2 separate regions of the Homo sapiens genome follow, and region 2 is linked to region 1. Evidence: chromatin loops called from intact Hi-C (ENCODE). Cell type or tissue: PC-3. All regions are shown on one strand.

What was found. A loop is a pair of places that touch in the nucleus more often than their neighbours do. Peaks named below come from ENCODE experiments on the same cell type or tissue, not always from the same donor. Only the 100,000 strongest peaks of a DNase experiment are listed, where the experiment ranks them.
Region 2: a loop joins it to region 1, with 7 times the contacts of the local background. A loop is called at or near these places in 9 of 110 quality-filtered maps.

What each region holds. Positions count from the first base shown.
Region 1 is chr17:71,469,757-71,477,756 of GRCh38, reverse strand. No RefSeq gene overlaps it. Among named protein-coding and RNA genes, the nearest start is that of CASC17, 270 kb to the right of the region's middle. In PC-3, CTCF peaks have their summits at 4,173 and 4,376; a DNase peak (open chromatin) is centred at 4,356.
Region 2 is chr17:71,757,273-71,765,272 of GRCh38, reverse strand. No RefSeq gene overlaps it. Among named protein-coding and RNA genes, the nearest start is that of ROCR, 260 kb to the left of the region's middle. In PC-3, CTCF peaks have their summits at 572 (motif pointing left) and 4,751; a DNase peak (open chromatin) is centred at 5,012; H3K27ac peaks cover 288 bases.

The sequences.
Region 1 (8,000 bases):
AAATGCTAGCTCTTAAAGTGCAACAACTTATTTGTTGTCTACTTTGGAATGTGTACCATAAAACCTGTCTCAGAAGGAGAATTTTGATAAAGAGTGGACAAAAAGAAAGATTGGAGGTAATAATGGGCATTAAAAAAATGGCCAGCCCATTTTGTTCTGTAGCTTACAAAAATACACAAGAACAAACATGAACAGCAGACTCATATTAACGGCACTTCTCAAGTCCTTTGTAGGATGGAGGCCTCAAGAGTACGTTTTATCATTTATTTAAAAACAATATGAGTTTGGCAAAGCAAACTCAGATATAAAATTTAAGAATGAGTTTTTCTGGAGCATAAAATTACAATTTTTTTTTTTTTTTGCTAGTAGAAGGATAAAAAAAATGTCTATTCCAGTTAATTATTCTCCAACTTGTGATTTTTGTTGTTGTTGTTTGGCATGTAATAAATCCAACTCATTTTAGTGTAATGGGCTATAAAACAGTCCCTATATAATATTATAAATCCTGCAAAGATTTGAGCATCTGCACATTTTTTTTTGGCAATGTTCACTTAAACTCAAAACTTCTGTAGGCAGTGACCGAAAAAATAAATTGGAAAAATGAAAACCATTCAGTTCAATGCCAGTTTTCCCTTGGGATTTAAGCAGTTTTTTTTGTTTTTGTTTTTGTTTTTTTTTTTTTTTTTGAGACGGAGTCTCGCTCTGTCACCCAAGCTGGAGTGCAGTGGCGCGATCTTGGCTCACTGCAAGCTCCGCCTCCTGGGTTCACGCCATTCTCCTGCCTCAGCCTCCCGAGTAGCTGGGACTACAGGCGCCTGCCGCCACGCCTGGCTAATTTTTTGTATTTTTAGTAGAGACGGGGTTTCACCGTGTTAGCCAGGATGGTCTCGATCTCCTGACCTCGTAATCTGATGGCCTCGGCCTCCCAAAGTGCTGGGATTACAGGCATGAGCCACCGCGCCCAGCCGATTTAAGCAGTTTTTAACGTGTGGATTTCCAGGTGACAATGAAAAATGTAACGACTTTGGGAAATGGAATAACATATTCCTTAGGTAATATTACTAGGAAGACTGGAACAGTGAAATTAACTGCTAAACAGGTGATGGGATTATGACACCAATCCATCAGAATAACGTTTTGCCAAATTCTTTCCAGTGCCCTATTTGATCAGATCAGACTGTCAGGGCCCTGTGGAGTGAGCAAGCCCTCCCAGTGTGCCCAGGAAGACAGTTTTTCTGGAAGCAAAATATTTTAGAAGAACACCTGCTTTTCTCACCCAGAGTCTCTGTTGACTAAGATATGCAAAATGCACTCATCACTTGTAAGATACTAGAATTCCTCTCCTATATGGAACTAGTTATTTTGGTGTAATATAGTCCAGGAAAAATTTCTTTGCCTTCCAGATATTCATACCTTGGTCCAAAAGACTCTCTACTCATCTCAGCTCAAGTTAATGTTTTAACCGGGACATCTGAAAGTACCCTTCATACGTCACTTTCTGGCTTATGCTTAAGTGGAACAATGTTATATGTTATCTAGCGATTCCAACTGACAAAGGGGCTTTTGATGCAATGGAATGGATGAAGTGGATATTCTCACACCTTTCAAAGCCTCTCCTTGCTTTGATATAGCAGTACTCTTGGGAAGGGGCAGAGACTGGCAAAGATAATCCCCAGGATAATCAATTTTATTTCAGGTGTCACATAAAATGTTTATTATGTAAGCATATTACATTTGCTTGAAACAAAACCTACTGTCAAGAACCTGGACAATCCCCAGCTCCATGCAACTCACCTGGAAGGGCACACTCGGGGAGGTTACGGAAGGCAAAGTGCAACGTGCTGTTCCTAAGTCAGCTCACTGTTGAGGTATCCGTGCAATCCGGGGTTACAGCATGATCCACCGTGTACCAATTATGCCATTAGTATGCTTCATTTGCTATATACACACATCAGAACCAGAGTTTTTTCTCAAGGGCAAAACCCAAATCAGGCCGCCAAAGCCACAAATCACGTATGCCTTGCACTAAACACCCACAGAAAAGCGGGGCAGCATACACACATGTGCCTTTAGATATGTATTTATACTGCAGAAGCTAAAACAATGGTACAGATTGAAAATAGAAGGAGACCAAGCCAGCAAACAAGACCCTACATAGCCATCATCTGGGAAGCAAAATTGCACAGACACAATTAGAAACCAGACATGCAGTCTCACCCATTCACCTAGGAAGAGTTAACAAAACTTGAAAGGAATTGGTATTATGTCCTCATAATGTTGGCTTTGAGTTGGAGGTCTTTTTTCTAGACTGGTTTACTCTCTTCCTCTCTCTCTCTCTCTATATATATATTTTTTTTAATTAATTTTTTTTAATTAATTAATTTTTTTTTTTTTTGGCAGAGTCTCACTCTCACCCAGGCTGGAGTGCAGTGGCATGATTTTGGCTCACTGCACCCTTTGTTGCTCAGGTCCAAGCAGTTCTCCTCCCTCAGCCTCCTGAGTAGCTGGGATTACATGTGTGTGCCACCACACCCAGCTAATTTTTCTATATTTTCAGTAGAGACATGGTTTCACCCTGTTGGCGGGGCTGGTCTCGAACTCCTGACCTCAAGTCATCTGCCCGCCTTGGCCTTCCAAAGTGCTGGGATTACAGGTGTGATCCGCACCTGGCCTAACGCTCTTCTTTTTATCAGAGAACCAGTGCCTTTGAATACTCTATCTTACCATTTTACTAATAAGTCATCGAGTTCTTCAGTTGTGTTAGATTTTAAATGATTGAAATCATAAAGTTATGATGATATCATGAAGCTATATTCCTCACACAGATAAAAACCTGCAAGAAAAGGAAAGAGTTTGCTAAAGTGGAGTTTTAAGCATCAGTTAGTAGGTGAGGCAAGATTTATTTGGTCACGGGGATCTCCAGCACCTAAAAGCAAATTCCTAAGTCAGTGCCTAACCTGTCAACTTCACATTCTGAGGGTAAAGGTGCTACATTTGAGGAAGCCGTTTGGAACTTTTTCAGAGTTTCCGTTTTGTTAATTCAGATGCCCCTTGTTTTCTATTGAGTGAAGAAGGTGACAATAGGTGCGGAGTACAGTTTTTTTAAGATAATTGGCAGTATCTCTAAGACAAATTTAGTTCTGTAAAAGGAAGGTGGATTGCAAGAGGACACTTGTAAGATATCGAATCTCTTTTATCCTTCCAATCTTTATTGCCCTACTTGATCATGCTTTTATGAGTGGGTACTCTGGATTCAAATAACATAATTGCCAAGATACAAAATACATTTTGCTCAAAACATTTTAAAATGGCACAAACAGATTGGCACTGGTGTTACTGAAATGTAAGAAGCTCTACAATTTCCCAGTTCTAAGTCATTGACTGACACAATTCAAATTGACTAAGTGAAATTTGTGTGTTTGTGCGTGTGTGTTTTCCTACCAGCAACCACTCTGACTTGTGTCTCAAATCATTCTTTATGTGCATTACATATATATGTCTATAGTCAATAAATGACATCTAAATTATTAGAATAGTATCAGATATGACTAGATAGAATTATGTGATATGCCTCTTTGTAACAAAGCTGTGATTTATTAAAGATTATAGAATATTGTAACACAAAATTATGTATCCTTCTTAATAGCTGGTATTTATTGAGTGCTTACTATATGATAGGCATTGTTCTAAGTGTTTCATATGGATGGTCTCACTTCACCCTTAGAGCAGCCATGTGCCAGATGTGCAAATATTATCTCCTATTTTATAATTAAGAAAACTAAGGCTTAGAGAGGACATTTCCTCAAACTCAGTTTTAGTAAGTATAAGTATTGAACAAGAAACATTTATATTTCTAATCGATGTCTGAGTAAAAAAAATTAAAGATGCAATTTTAATCTATATATAAAGTGGTAATATAAAAATTTATTTCAGCAAATTAGGACACTCTACATTCAAATTTAAAAGTTATACTTACTAAATAGGGGTTCATTTTTTTAACATTCTTTTTTGTAGGAAATGAGACAAAGCACTCTTCTTATAAATAAAATATCAGATTTTAAAATTACTATTCTAGTTGACCTAGAAATATAGAGGTCAACTTTTAATAATTGAGGAATGGAGCTCAATTTAATGTTTCTTATGTCTAATTGGAAAATTGTGCAAACAGAAGAAGATGTACACATAGTAGGCACTTTATAACTGTCAGGTTATAAGGCTAATCGGCTGAAAATTGGGTCCAAATTATTTGCAATTAAATTTTGAGTCACTTGGGTCTGGCTGTTACTTTGAACAGATTAACTTTCCAACAGTACACATGCCCCTGGTCTCTAGCTGAGAACGTAAGAGGGAGAGGGTTATTGCACCCTCTAGGGGTAGCTTGTAGAAAAACCTACCGAAGTGCAACTACCCCAAACAAAAAAATAATGCTCATTCCTAGCCCCGCAGATAGGAAAGGAGGGAATGCATGAGCGTTGAGAGAAGCCACAGAGTCCTCCTGCCTCTGATGTGTGCCTCCACTGGCTCACACTTGGAACTGTTTCATCAGATGTCTTACAGGGACTCTAACTCTATCAAATCCAAAATCAATTTATTATTTAAAGGAAAAGTTTATAGCACACTATTAATTTTTAACTGCATGCTGTTTCTCTAGCCTTTCCATTCCAAAATAGCTGTTTATGGTGGCTGAATTTCTACCTTGGTTGGCAGGATTTATACAGTGACCTCTGCTGATCTGCTTCTGTATACTACGCAATGTCTGTAGCAGCTCCTCAAGTTAATATCACATGCTTCCCTGTAAAGAGCTTGACTGACTTACTGAGCATCAGGCTATCTTTTGAAGATAAACCAATTTTTAGGGAGAGACAAAAGATAGGATAAACTGATGATTGCATCAACGTCAATCAACAAAGAGTTATGAGTTGCTGAAAGTGAAGCATAGAGGCAAGTACTGAGAATAAAAACATATAGTTAGGCAAAAACCACAATTACTTTTGCACCCACCTACTATAAGGGAGTTCATACTTACTGCACAGGGTACATGTCAGGCTGTAGACTAAGGAAATTCTATTTAGTGCCTTATGTAGTTACTCACTATACCACCTAAGAGGTGTTTTATTATTCCCATTTTTTAGAGAATGTGAAAGCAATTCTGAAAAGACAAACATATTCAGAATCACACAGTCAGTAAATAGTAGAGAAAACATTAGATCATTGGTCTTTCTCTTTTTCTTATGCTCTTACTAACTACTATAACCTCTGTCTTCCAAGAAGGTATAACATAATTTGTAATAGTTGGAGAGAAAAAAATCATGTAAAAGAGAAGAGCATTAAGTATAAAGTTGGTAGCACCACTTAATTAAAGTACTACAAATTTGTGACAGGATAAAATAGAGCAGGAAGTGGGAGCTCACAGTGTGCTGGGGTGGGTGGGAGGGTCAGGGAAAAGAAAATTTGAATTAACATTTATGATGGCTGGAAAAATTAAATAGAATAGAGGAAATAAAATGATTTCAGAAAGATGAGGAAATGAAATAACATGAACTGTCCGGGCGTGGTGGCTCACGACTGTAATCCCAGCATTTTAGGAGGCCAAGGTGGGTGGATCACCTGAGGTCAAGAGTTAGAGACCAGCCCAGCCAATATTGCAAAACTCTGTCTCCACTAAAACTACAAAAATTAGCTGGGCATGGTGGTGAACACCTGTAATCCCAGCTACTCAGGAGGCTGAGACACCAGAATCTCTTGAGCCCAGGAGGCAGATGTTGCAGTGAGCTGAGATCATGACACTGCACTCCAGCTCTGAGCTACAGAATGAGACTCTGTCTTAAAAAAAAAAAAAAGAAAAAGAAAAGAAAAAGAAAGAAATAACATGATTCAACTCATGAATTATCATTTTAATGTAACATAATAGATTAATTAATCAGATTGCTGTTCTACCTCTATGCTGTAAAGTAATTTGAAATCTGATTAGAGGGAGAGTCAGATGAGACAAAGAAGCAACAAGGAAAGAATTTTGCAGCTTAAGTAACATTGAAAGACAGCAGCCCAGACAAGGTGCTACAATTTAAAAATTCTGACTAGTTAAATAAAATCAGGGGCATTCTGGAGAAATGGAAAAAATTAAGTGTTGGAAGAAAGAGTAACTGAAGCACAAAAATATTTTTGAGTGGGCTTCAGTCAAATTTGGCCCATTCCCTGGTTTTCCTTAGGAATATGTTTTCTTGAATGTATAATTTAACATTCGTTCTCACAATAATTTTTTGCCTCCCTGGAATGATAAAACACTTCTAAATTAGGAAAGAACATTTGACAAGGTGCTGGAGGCATGGTGTGTTATTATGACACACAGAACAGGAGGAAGACCCCAGAGTAGTTAGGCGCATTAATGGAAGATGTTACATTGGGCTGGCTCAGATCCCGTCAAGGCCAGCCCACACGGTGCATGGTTTAAAGGGAACTATAGATGTAGCTCAAAGTTGACCCCCTTCCAATGAGAAAAAAATATAAAAGGTCACTTCAACCTTCCTGCCAAATTGTAGCTGTCCATGCCTGCATGTAAAACTGATGTTGTCAATTGCTGGAGGCAAACTGCATATGATAGGCTTGGAAAAAAAGTCTAAGAATGGTGCATCATGTACAGCAATATAATCTTTCAAATTATTTCATGCTTAGAAATAGGGGGCTGGGTGCGGTGGCACATGCCTGTAATTCCAGAACTTTGGGAGGCAGAGGCGGGCAGATCACGAGGTCAGGAGTTCGAGACCAGCCTGACCAACATGGTGAAACCCTGTCTTTCACTAAAAAATACAAAATTAGCCAGGCGAGACACATGCCTGTAATCTCAGCTATTCAGGAGGCTGAGGCAGGAGAATTGGTTGAACCCGGGAGGTGGAGGTTGCAGTGAGCCAAGATCGCGCCACTGCACTCCAGCCTGAGCAGCAGAGCAAGACTTTGTCTCAAAAAAAAAAAGAAAGAAAAAGAAAAAAAGAAATAGGGGGAAAGTGGGCTTGGTTTAATATCTCTGTAAGTAGACAGGCAAACCCCCTCACTCTAGCTAAGCAATTTCTACTTTCCTTATAGGAAGAAGAAACCATTCTTTCCACCCACGTGACATTAAAGGAAACATAAAGATGGGACTAATTCTGCAGCATTGTCTAGGGTAGGGACACAATTCTCCCGAGAAGTTGCTTTGACCTTGGAATTTACATATGCCTAGATATCTGAAAACTTACATAATTAAATCGTCTCTCTTCATTGTTCTAAACTTAATTTTCCTCCATTCCCAGTCTTGGGGCCTTGAGTCCTTTGGATAAGTTGCTGAATTCTCTCCTTTGTATTGACCGTATTGACATGGCCTCAGAGGAAAGTCAAATTTCAGGCTGAGTACATATGTAAGAATTCACTTCCAACATCTTGATGTGAGCCAGAGGTCTGCCTTACAGTAACAAAGACAAATGCAGAAGGAAATTCAGGCTGACAAATACCAGTCCCACCTGTGTTGGTTAATAAGCAAGACTGCAGCCCAGCCAGCAATCCTCCGGTAACTGTCATTTCTCTGTATCCAATCAGTTGCCTGGGAATTATCCCAATAAAAAGAATACAGTGTGTCATTTATCAGGCAGCCAATTAAAGGGCCTCTACAGCACTAGGATAGCTAGAAGCTAATTCTCACACGGGAGGCAAAATGGGCCAAGCCAGTATGGGCCTTAAGGAAATTTAAGAAAGTGAGTTGTGGCTGATTCATAGGGGGACCAGATCTACAAAATATGAGAAGGAGTTGGCAATATGTCAATATGTCTCCTCTACAAGAATTTCTTGAGGACACCAGGGTGTGAAAAGGAAGCAAACTAATTTGGCTGATCTTACCAAAATGGGACAGTTAGCTTTTGTAGCTATGAGACAATTATTTCATAGAGCATTTCCACTGATTTCTAAGGCCTGATTAGCATTAGAAGCCTTGAAAATGTAAAATAAACATAAGTAAATAAAATGAAGTAAAG
Region 2 (8,000 bases), 290 kb before region 1:
TTCCTACCATTTGTATCTGTTAGAAAATGTAATTTTTTAATTCATGTCATTCCAATAGTTAGACTAGTTTGATATTCAGCATGTTTTACCTGTATGTTTAAAATATTGTTTTTAATTGTATATTTAATTGACAAATTTACTTATGTGGGTATGTGTGTATTTGTATATTAATGGATTAACTGTATCCTTAATATCTTTCTGTCTCCATCCCCATTTACATTTTAAATTTAAGGCTGAACTCTCATTCTAATTAACCTCAGTAACGTCTCTTTTTTAATCCTTTCATAATGATTAATATCACTGTGCATAGGCCAACTACATTAGAGATTGAAAGAATATAGCAGATATTGTTGATTAAATACAACAACCATCTCCTACTTCTCTTTTACTCCTTACAAGCAAAATCAATTCCATTTTTCTCATCTGCTCTGATTAAGAAATGATGTGTACAATTGTGGTCCATGTGAAGTGTGAGGAAGTGTGCTAAGGAGTTTCTAGGAAGGTTGTGTGGCTAAGTAAGAGAAGGCATCACAAAAGAAGCCTCGCCTGCCCCTGCTGGTCATTGCTGTGTCTGCTTGTGATGCCTGGGCCCTTAGCAGCTGTGTGGCAGTGCTAAAGGGGACAAGCCAAGGACATGGCCCGTAGGGTGAGGATGACAGAGCAGCAAGAGGGAAGTGATCAGTCCTTGATGACATCGTTGATCCACTGAATTATTCAGTCCTGGATCTGCCCCACCTGAGACTTATTGACACATAAAATAACAAGGCTCATCGGCTTATCATTTAACCAGTTTAATGTGAAGTTTTATTTTATAAGGTTGACAACATTCTAATTGAACTGAAGAACAAAACTTACTTGTTAAGCCCTTAATGTGTGTGTGCATTCAAGTTCTAACAGGATTTAAAGTACCAAATGGTTGGGCAGCCCCTGAAAGCCAGGAAGTGTGAACATTGGACTTGCATTCAAATCTCAATCCTGAAAATATTTATTTGTCTGGATTGTTTCAATCAACTCTAGGTGCCTCAGTTGTGTCATTTGTGGGTACAGGATACTAATAATGTCTATCCTCTTCCACTTAAGTTGTAGTCACTACATTGAGCATATTAGTTCAAGAAGAAAATAACTGAATTTCCTCTTTCTGTTTAAATGCACACTGTGGGTATCATACTTTTCTTCTCTTGAAATGGAATCTCAGGCATATCCTAAGAGGTGTATGTGTGTTTCTTAGAAAATAAAAGAAAAATTTTCTAGTTATTTTGTTCATAAAAGGTGCATCACTTGGTGACTAAAATATAACATCCTGTGTAATAATCACAAACCCTTTGGCCCCAAATAGCTTATGGGGCTGGTTTCACATAGGTGAAGAAATATGATGATGCTCTTTACGTAGAACACAGCTGGGATTTTGGACTAACATGTACCCAAGACTGAGACTAGGAAGAGAAGCAGCTCTTCTACGTAGCCACTGTGCAGCAAAGCAGGTTTCTGCTGCTATCCAGGAAAACTAGGGAGCTCAAGCTAAACCATGCACTTCCATTAGCATGTGTATTTGAAAAGTGGGAGTACATTTAAGTGTGTTAGTCTTTGCAATCGGTGGGGCTCTTTCTTCTTGGGATTTCTGCAGTACTGATCTTGTGCTGTAAGACAAGCTACCAGGTGAATGACTTTTGCCACACATTGTGATATGATTTGGTTGTGTCCCTACCCAAATCTCATCTTGAATTATAGCTCCCATAATTCCCACGTGTTGTGGGAGGGACTAGGTGGGAGATAATTGAATCATGGGGGCGGTTCCCCCATACTGTTCTTGTGGTAGTGAATAAGTCTCAAGAGAGCTGATAGTTTTATAAGGAGAAACCCCTTTCACTTGGTTCTCTCTCTTTGCTTGCTGCCATGATTGTGCAGACTCCCCAGCCACATGGAACTGTGAGTCCATTAAACCTATTTTTCTTTATAAATTACCCAGTCTTGGGTATGTCTTTATCAGCAGTGTGAAAACAGACTAATATACGTTGTTAGTTGGAATTCACTATGGTAACCCACAGAGGCCCTAATAGTACCCAGGAGTTTGTATCTAGTTTCCCCAGAACAGGCGAAGTCACCCACCCCAGTTAATAATGTACCTTCCTGACTGCACCTCAGAGTTTAAGTCGCCTGTGGGCAAAAGGAATGGTTGCTACTCAAGAGTACTATGAAAATGACTGAAACTGAGGGTGAATCGGGCATTTTAGTGAAGACCTAAATCCAACTTGGTTTTACTTTTTCTTGCTTTTACTCTGCATTTGAAAAATAGTCATAACTGCACAGCTTATCTAGGAGGTCTACATAACAATAAAGGGTAAAAGACATTTGGGAACGTAGGAATCATTAAATTATTTCTCATTTAAGTGTCATAAACTGCATTCTTTTACTGTAATACTGTTCAAGGGGCAGTAATCAAATTGTGTCACATTTTCCATGGACGCTGCCATCAAGGTGTGAAATATTGCCTCCCTGGTGATTGGATGGAATTGGGGTTCAAGGTGAGGTGGCCATTATCCAAGACACCTGCCCCCACTTGAGCTGTACACGCATGAACTATGACTCACTGACACTTTCTAGTAATCATTAATCTCTTATGTGCTTTTTCTTCCTTACATTTTGGACAAATGACTTTTCAAAGAGATGGAAGGAGATGTTATCCATAGAAATAACTTGCAGTGATATCAATAACTTCATAAGGGAATGATAACCATATTTAAATGTAAAGATGATTACACATAGCTCAAATGCTGCAGAGAGTTAATTGTAAATGTTTCTAACTTATGTCCAACTATCACAGTCTTTTCAAAAGACAAAATGATGGAAACCATACAGTATTACTAAAGACGAGGACACAATACAAACACAAAGGTACAAAGCATCTTTCGTAGTAGGTTTCTTTTACTCAGTTTATTATGCTTATTTCATTGCATATAGTTGTGTTGTATTACCATTTGTCATCCCTGGAAAACAGAACTTTTTCTGCAGAGATCCTTCTTTCTTCAATTCGATATTCTCAGAACTCAGCACAGCATTTAACAAATACATAAAAACAAGATTATAAGTAAATTGTCTGGGCATGGTGGTTGACACCGATAATCCCAGCATTTTGGGAGGCTGAGATGGGAGGATCACCTGAGCCCAGTTTGAAACAAGCTTCGGCAACATAATGAGACCCCCATCTCTTCAAAATAAACAAAATTAGTTGGGGGTAGTGGCACATGGTTCCAGCTACCAACATGGTTCCAACTACTTGGGAGGCTGAGGTGGGAGGATCACCTGGGCCCCAGAAATCAAGGCTGCAGGGAACTGTGATTGTATTACTGCACTCTAGCTTGGGTGACAGAGCAAGATCCCATCTCTAAAAACAAGCCAAAACAAAATAAAATTATAAGCAAATAAATTAAGAACTAATATCACTATAGGGACCACAAATACTAACTTGAGAAGACATTTTTATTTTTCTTTGGGGCAATTTTAAGAGTTTTTTAAATCATTAAATTGCATCCATGAAAGATTCTAAGACAGGTCTATTCTGACAATATAGAACATTGAGAGGATATGTAAATTATGTAAATGAGTTATTTAAATTTGTGTTTAATTTGTACTCTTCATTGGGTTAAATGTCTTATGTGTTGTTTATTGGTGTTTCTGCTTGTTTTCCTTTTAAATGCATTTTGTATGCTTCTAATGAACAATAACATAATTGAATAAAACTGAACATACATAATTATTTTAAAAGCATTTATTATGATAATGATATGGTAGTGATAAGAAATAAGAACTCTTTTGATAAGAAAGTGAAAGTCAATAGAAATAAATGTGGTTTAGTTCTTAGCCAAGCTCTATTTGACTGAAGATTTTGTGTTGAGCTGTGCCTCATTAAAAAAAACTTCATTTAAAATATGTATTTTCAAGAGACAATGGAGGTTGAAACCTAAGTTATATGGTCACTAACACACAAAATAGCTTTACAGTTCCCAAAGTCTTTTCAGTTCCACCTGCTTGTATCGGCTTTACAATAGCCATGCAACAGAATAAGATTGGCGTTCCCTTCATGTAAGCGGTAAATGTAAAGTCAGAAGTCAAACCCTATACTTTAGTTAAATTTACAAAATATTTTCACTTTCTCTTTAGGAGTTGTCATGTTTCTTGCAAATGCTTTTTCTACTTTTTTAAAAACATACATTTATTTTGGAATTTCTTGAAATATTAAGACCCCTTAAATGGCTTCTGAATCAGGGTTGATTTGCTATCATTTTTGAGGACTGAGACTACTGCATTAAAAAAAAAAGTTGTATCAACTCATAAAAGGTCCAGCTACAAAAGAAAGAACATTTCAGCCTTTTGCTTTTTGATTACCAGCTGAAATATAGAATAATAGAATCCAATATATGTTTGAAGTCACTAATATTCAATAAATTATGCCACTGAGTTTAGATATACAAAACCCAGAAGGTTAGAAAGGGCATTGCTATGTCTCTTGTCCTGTCATTGATTCAGGGCTTTTTAAAGATAATAGTCACTAATAAAAAGGAATGCAAAGTAAATATTTATACTTCTATGTTTTCTAGAACATAGAAGTTTTGGGAATATATTTAATACTCATAAAAAATGTAAATAACTAGACAGAGATGAGTTGTCATTCTTCTTTAAAATTCTTTATGTAAAAGTGGATTTGTATGGATGAAGTCCAGTTTGGTGGCAGCAAGATAACTTTGAACCAGGAGGCGCCAGAGAACACAGCATAATTTATGTTTTTATCCATGCATGAGGAACTGGGAAAGTTGTTTGTGCCAAACCGTAACTGGGAAATGCAAGAAATATAATGTCAGGATAGAGAGGAGTAAATTGACAAGATTAAACATTTCCCGTTCTATAAGGTTTACTATGGCACATGTGCAGTAATGTACATTGCAGAGCAATGTAAATGAATTCAGCATAATGTAAGCTTTACAGGTGGCAGCTATGGATCAGGAGGCCTTGGTTTGAATTGTGGTTCGATGACTCAGTTTGTTTGAATGCTGGTAAGTTGCCTAAACCTTTTCGAAGCCTGAATTTACTCATTTGATAAATGGAGATAGAGCCTGAGGAAGAAATGCAAGGCTTGTAAAATTTTGGGTACAATAAATAATAACTATTACTATTGTTATTATTAACGTAAATACCTAGGTACTTGGGTATCAAATATGACACATTACATTTCCCTGATGGGAAATCAGTGTCGATATAGGAAGTAATTACTACCCTTTTATCACTTATATACTTGGTACTTCCATTTCACTCTAAACAAAAAACCACCGTCTGCCCTTTTAGCTCAATCTAAATGCAATGCATGTTAAAGATCCCACGGTAAGTAAGATAAGTAAGTACTGATTTAGAGCAATCAGTAAAAATCTGCCAGGTAGTAAAACCACAGCCTAGTTTCAATGGGTATCACTTGTCTAATAATTGGCCTTCAAAACCATTTGTAACTTAATCTTGAATTCCACCAGATGTTGTATGTGATGATATAACATTTTTTTCTTTAAGTATAGCCCACATACTCGGCATATACTGTGTTTCCCTTCGCCTTCCCTAATCATAACAAGCCTGTGGGATATGCAATGATAGCATAATCGAGGTTGCCCAGATGGTCTGAAATCCGTTACTCAGCATTAATTGTGGGGGAAAACAAAACAAAACAAAACAAAACACTATCGACTTTCAAAAAGTGGAAACTCCTTTCCAAAGCTAAGCAAAAAGTAAAGGAGCACAAATCATTTACTAGTTAAAGGAGAGAAGAGAAGAATGTGGCTCACTGGTCTTAGGAAACAGAGTAGCAAGAACAAACTCTGAAGTGCAAAGATGTATCTCATTTTCATATCTGCACAATTAAACTCTGGGGAACTTTTTGTATAGAATGCTCACATGTTATACTTTGATTCAAAATGAGTTTTATTTTTGCTCCAAATCATTCTCTTTTTGCATTGTTTTAGGTCCACTTGCCTTATATACCTGTCATCAGTTTTAGGAGATCTTTGCCAATATTAATCCATCCTAAAGCCCGATATTATAGTCTATTCTCAACACAGCAGTCAGCACAATCGTGCCAAAACTTCAGTGATATGATGCCACCGATGTACTCAAACCCTTGGAGACTCTCCATCTCCTTGATTGCAAAAGCTTAATGCCTGGTAATGTCTTCATCCTCTGGTCCCTGGGTGGTGTCTTATCTTGCACCCTCCAGGATTCCCTCACTCCACTCCAGCTGCTTTATCAACCCCCACACATGCTCATGGGTTTTGCCCTTGCTCCTCCCTCTACCTGGAATACATTTCTCTGGAATACTTGCTTTGCCCAACCTTCCACCCCTTTATCTTTTCAGTGAGGATGACTCTGAATACCCCATAGGAAAATGCAGTCCATTCCCCAACGCTTCCTAATCCTATAGCTAACTTTATTTTTCCACATATCACTTATCACTCTAACATATTATATATATAATATGTATTGTATATATACAATAATACATGTTGTATATATACAATATTGTATATATAGGTATGTATATTATATATTGTATATATACATATTCTATATAATATGTGTTGTATAATACATATTATTCCATGATATATAACAATACATACTATATAGAATATGCATTCATATACATATTCTATGTATACATATATACCTATTATATGTATACATATTCTATATAATATGTGTAATATATTGTATATAGTATATATTGTATGTTGGATATAAGCATACTATATATTATATATTATATATAACATATATTATTGTAGATAACATTATTGACAATAAAACATACAATATATTGTGTAATATGTATGACCAAATATATTATTGTGTGTCATATTAATATAATAATATAATTTTAATATCATATTTATATATAATATATTATATAATATACAATAGAATATAATGTTATATAATATAATTATAGTAATTATATTATATTGTATAATTTATAATACAATTAATTATAACTATATTATATTAATATTAATATATCACAATATATTAATATAATGTATTATTAAATATTGTATGTTATTCATATCATATAATATATTGTATGTTTTTAAAAATTTATTGTAAATGTCCCCCGCTGGAATCAAAGTGCCAACATGGTCAGGATTTTTATGCTTTTCTCACCACCTAAAATAGCTCATAGAAGACACTTAATACATATCTGCAGATCTACTTGATTAGTCACTTGTTCAGCCAACAAATTTCAGGGAAAGTTGTTTTCCTCCAAGTTTCCTATGAATAGGAACAATGGGAGTGATCCTTTAGGCCTGTGATAAATAGAAGTAGTGTCTACTTCCAGAGGTTTGGGGTTAAGGACCCAATGCTTTCCTCCAATCTGAAAGACTTTTATGTGGATGGTATTGATTATGGATTAGTGATCTTGTAGCTTTGTGACTGCTCATTGCTGCTGAGAAAGTAAGTGAAATTTACTGAATAGGATACTCTGTTTCCTGCTAAAGTTTAATTTTCTTCTCTCCCTTGTTATCCTCATTTTATTTTGTGCAGAAAGTTTATACTAATCACTCTTGGAATGAAAGAGGCTAGCTAGAGATGCTCTTAGATTGCCCTGCAAATGGAATTAGTCTCCTTTCTCACCCTTAACACTTACTCCCCTATTTTGAAGACACGGCCTGGAATTCAATAAGATCTCACGAAATCCATTGAAAGGTAGGCAGGAATAATACTCGAAGTCTCAGAGCCCAGACACTGTCAGGCCCACATGAAGAGGAGGAAGAATGGGGAGGTGTCATTTGAGGTACTTTGTCTATGCTTGGAAGATTGTCGGGAAGCTCCTGATGAATGAGATGCTAGACTGAGTGTGCTGCATTTCATCCCTTGGCCACGCTGCAAAACGGTGCCACATCTGGGACTGATGGGAAGCAGATGTTTAACTTTGCAGGGAGAAACCTTTCTGAAATATGGAACTGGGG